2 separate regions of the Homo sapiens genome follow, and region 1 is linked to region 2. A link is an interaction called in ENCODE POLR2A ChIA-PET data of the cell type or tissue named here. Cell type or tissue: A673. All regions are shown on one strand.

Evidence for each region. ChIA-PET counts read pairs that join two places held together with the same protein. Peaks named below come from ENCODE experiments on the same cell type or tissue, not always from the same donor. Only the 100,000 strongest peaks of a DNase experiment are listed, where the experiment ranks them.
Region 1: POLR2A ChIA-PET joins it to region 2 with 8 read pairs; 2 of 35 experiments call an interaction of 5 or more read pairs at or near these places.

Annotation. Positions count from the first base shown.
Region 1 is chr4:163,766,915-163,769,414 of GRCh38, forward strand. The region is part of intron 4 of MARCHF1 (membrane associated ring-CH-type finger 1); the gene reads right to left. Among named protein-coding and RNA genes, the nearest start is that of TMA16, 270 kb to the left of the region's middle. In A673, no CTCF peak of the experiment used is centred here; a DNase peak (open chromatin) is centred at 1,287.
Region 2 is chr4:163,819,709-163,822,208 of GRCh38, forward strand. The region is part of intron 4 of MARCHF1 (membrane associated ring-CH-type finger 1); the gene reads right to left. Among named protein-coding and RNA genes, the nearest start is that of TMA16, 330 kb to the left of the region's middle. In A673, no CTCF peak of the experiment used is centred here; no DNase peak of the experiment used is centred here.

The DNA.
Region 1 (2,500 bases), 53 kb before region 2:
TCCTCAGATTTTTAAACATTATAGAACTCCAGTCAATACCTATATTGTTAATATTGGTGGTAAAAATAATAATTACTATAGGCCAAGCATTAGGACATATTTTTTTCATTATCTCATTTAATTCCCATAAAAATCTTCAGTGTACATGCTGCTGTCTTTTTTTCAGATAAGGATACGGCGATGTAAAAAAAAAAAAAAAAAAAAAAGTCTTATCCAAGGATATAAAGCCTGTAGGTGTTAGAGATCTGCCTGACTCTACAGTTTTTTTAGAAATTTCACTCATTCCCATGGGAAGAAAAGGCAATCCAGACAGAAAAACTTCTTTTCTTTTTTTATAACCTGTGAAAATCTGATTAATTTGCGTTCTGCCTAGTTATCAACAGAGAACACGTTGTACTGACTTCAAACCCAACATTGCATTGCCTTTTTTTTTTTTTTGAGATGGAGTCTCGCTCGTCGCCCAGGCTGGAGTGCAGTGGCGCGATCTCGGCTCACCGCAAGCTCCCCCTCCTGGGTTCACGCCATTCTCCTGCCTCAGCCTCCCGAGTAGCTGGGACTACAGGCGCCCGCCACCACACCCAGCTACTTTTTTTGTATTTTTAGTAGAGACGGGGTTTCACTGTGTTAGCCAGGATGGTCTCGATCTCCTGACCTCATGATCCGCCCACCTCGGCCTCCCAAAGTGCTGGGATTACAGGCGTGAGCCACCGTGCCCAGCCAATATTGCCATTTTTGACCCAGCAGAGACACCAAAGTTGATGCTGGCTTTTTCCGCCTTATGTTCTGATCTACCCTCATCTGTATATTGAGAGATTTTATTTGTTCTGTCAAGTTAACTTTATAAAATTTGCTTTACTTCTTTTATTGCATTTTGTACTACTATACTTTAAAACAGCCTTTTCTTTAAAATAAAAAAAGAAAATTAAAATAGGTTAATTTTCTGCACATTTATAATTTTTCTAAACTCACAAATGTTACCACCAATGACTCTAGCTGTACATTGCTATCATCCAAATTTATCAAGTAAGAAATTTAGGTCTTTTTCCTGTTTGGTTTAAAGTTTCAGCTTGAGGGTCTCTGTACAGAGATGGCCAAGTTTATTTAGAAAGAGTGCATTTTTTTTATATCTTTTTCTTTGAAATGGCTTAAAATGACCTGCCGTCTTTGTTAAAAGATTTAAGAAATTTTTAAAAATTGAATTTTGAGGTTTGATTTCTTTAGTAGGTCCAAATTGAACTTAAATGTTCTCTGAAGTGTCTAGGAGCTTGCGCAATCTATGATAATTCTGCCTTGAAGCATTTAGCTTTCAATTTAACTTCTCCTTCTCAGTTGGAGATCCTCACTCCAATTTTTCAACTGACACATATTCTCAGATTAAAAAGAAATCAGAATTGCCATTATAAAGGGCTTACTTCGTCTCTTGTTGAAAAGAACACTAACAAACAACTTCAATGAGTTATGGACAGAAATATTAATACTTTAAGTTGCCTTATTACAAAGTTATGAGCATATTAAAAATAGAATTTAAATTAGTTAGAAAGACATGTAGTTTTACTCCCATTTTGGCATGGGGAAAAACAAAAAAAGTTCTGTCAAACATGAAGATTGTTCAGTTGCACTGAATGAAAAGTCATGATCAAAAAGTGTGAAATATTTTATTAAAATCATGCTATAGCAGCTTCTGATTTTTTTTATTAGGAAATGCATGGCTAATTATTGTTTTGCAAGAGCTTGAATATATTTCAAAGACTGAATGAATCATCTACAATACTGTGCTTATTAGAAATTTATTGAGTGTAACCTTTTGCACTTTGTAATATGTTTCTGAAAACTAATCTCTCTGGAAGACCAAATTGAATCTCATTTTTTGGTTTGAGTTCTGGCAGATAGGTAGCAAAGTAAGAACTGTAAGTCAATAATCATTCAACATAGGGGGATAGGATTAAATTTCCTATACTTTCTCTTTCTTTAAGCCATTAGCTCTTGAATTGATATGCAACCATTATATGTCAAATATCTGGACTTCCTGGTGGCTACAATAATGCCGAAAATATTTAATATGAAGCCTTTAAAATGTATACCACGTGAATAAGTCCAGCTAATAATAAGGCCCATTATTCCTTAGTTAGCAAAAGACTATTGTAGAGAGAGGTCTCTGCTGTGCTTTTTAAAAAGCACACCTAAATATTTTAATGTGACTTATAGCTATAGGTAAGTTTCTGTTACCTACATATTACTATAAACAGGCAAACACATTTCTGATATAGACATGCCCATATGTCTACCTAAGATTAAGAAAAACAATCATTCTAGAAGAAATAATTTACCAAACAGGGTTGTCATAGTTCTGTTAAATTTGGCCAGAACACTGCTCATTCATTTTTATGGCAATCACTTAGCTATATGTATCTAAGTGACAGACAATATCTCTTAGATTAGAAGAAGTAGTATAATAGATACTATAAAATTGAATGTTTTCCATGGGTCTAGCCCTGAGCTA
Region 2 (2,500 bases):
CGTCCTAATGCTCTCCCCAATATTCGTACAAACCATCTTACAAACCAACTTGCATATGCACCTACACTTTCTGTCATCTCTTCTACTACAATAAAGAGGTTGTCCCATGCCTATGTAAAGCCATGCTCACCACCTGAACTACAGCTTTCATCTCATCCTGCATCCTGGACATCATAAACTAGATGATTCCTTTGCAGAATTACATATTCAACCTCTTCCTTTTACATGATTCCTTCCCATCGTATTTTAAACATTCACAAGTTTGTGCAATCAACATATGAAAACAAACCTAAATCAATAATTTTTAAAAAATACCGATCCTGTGTTCTCCTCCAGCGAATGCCTTCTTTCTTCCATAGCCCAATTTTTTTAAAGGAGTTATCTATACTTATAGTCTGTATTTTCTTTTCTCTAGAGTATGCCAATCTGGCTTCAGTTCCCAATAGTCCACTGAAATAGTTTTTTTGTGAGGACGGTGCTGACTTTACATCACCGAATCCAATACATATTTTTTACTCTTCTTACCTGACCTCTCATCAGCACTCTGTAATGCTGACCCAGTTATCCTTTTGAAGTAATCTCTTTTATAAACTTCCATGTCACAGCCCTCTCTTAGTGTTCTCATTCTCCAGCTGATTGTTCTCTGCCTATTGTAAAGTTCTAGTCTACCCTTCACTACTTGGCCATTCAAATTTGAAATTCCCTAGACTTTTTTCTTGGCCTTTTCTTGTTTTATCCTCTTTCACTGGGAAAAATCATTCATGCTCACAGATTCAATGATGTACTCATACGTATCTTCAACCCAGACAATTCTTCAAGTTGCAAATCATTTATTCAAAGTCTAGTTACATCTTACTTTGGATATTCAAAAGCCATCAGTTTTACTATCTTTCTCACATTCTATCCAAACTTAATTCCAGACTACTGTTCTTTATTTCTAATAATAATAACCCATTCATCAAAGTCTACTAGTTGGAAAGCTACGGTGGTTTTAGAGCCCTCTCTCTCATTTTACATTCAATCCATCACTAAATCTTATAAAGTTGACTTTATAATTTTCATATGCAAACAATTTTTTTTCCATCCCTAAACACTACTCCCATGAATTCTAGTCCATGTTATTATCATCTCTTTCCTGGGACCCTGAAATAGCCTTCTAAGTTCTACCCACATCTGATCTTGTCCCATTTATAGTGTGGGCTGAGCTTTTAAAAATGCAAACATAATGTAATCTTGCTAACTACCTGCTTAAAATTCCTTATTGTTCTTAAGATAAAAAGTAAGCTTGTTAACTTCCTCTACACTGTCCCGCATGGTCCTGGCTCCACCTCTCTAACTTCAGCTCGCACTGCACTTGATCAACTTGTTCTGTTCCAGTCTCCCTGGCCTTCTAGGCTTTTATACACACTTTAATCTTTGCTTATAGTATGCATACCCTTGCACATGATTTCCTCTTTCTGGGGCATGCTTCCCTCCCTCCATTGCTCAACTAACTCTTACCCTTCAAATCTCAACACAAGTGGTCACTTCTTCAAGACGGCCTTATTTTCTAATTGTATTCACTTTTGGCCCAACTACCTCTCCTCTCTAGGATCCACTGCAATTTCAATTTTATACTTGTGTGGGTTTGATTATTTAATGAATGGCCATCTCTCCAATTAGACCATGACATCAATAACCATGTATGGTTATTGCCTGCTAGAGGATTTTCAATAGTAGGCATTCAGTAAATATTTGTAAAACATTAAAGACAAATAAATTTCAATCATCCAGATTGATACATTTGTGGAAAGTAAAATCACTAACACTATGAGGCAAATTAAAAAATCCTATGAGATAAAAATTAAAAAGTTCAAAGAACATAAACAAAAAATTAATCATAAAAATTTTGTTAGCAGAATTAGAAAGTGACTGCTTTAATTAGTTTTTAGGTTCTAATTTTTTATTTTCCAATTTCATTTAGAAATGATTAATTCCACAAATTAATGAAAAGCTGTGTTTTGTAGAATAAAAGACCATGAAGGTGGAAAATTACAGCTTCAACTCAAATCTCTTACATATTGGCAACGTCCTGGGAAAAGAGGGTTTTTTTTTTTTTGTAAAAGAGAGCTCAGAGAAAACAGACTACTCAATATAATCACACTTCCATGGGAAAATACTATCTGTGGATTTGGTGTCACAAAACACAAACTCTTTTGACAAAAAAAGCATAGAGTAAGTTTTCCTCTGTAACGTCACCTATACCACTGGAAGCAGATATAAAAGGAAATTCACGGTTTTATGAGACAGTGTAATAAGACAAAATTAATAAAAGCATAACTTTGCATGATTTTGTTAAGTTTTGCCAAAACTTTTAATTACTTTTTATTTATCCTGTTTTTAAACCATGACCTTAACTTTGAATTTCTTAGAGACACATAATTTGCCATTTGATTTCTAAGTTGAGAACCTAAAGGGAGCTGTAAGAAAAGAGACAAAAGGTTTGTATACTTTTTTTTAA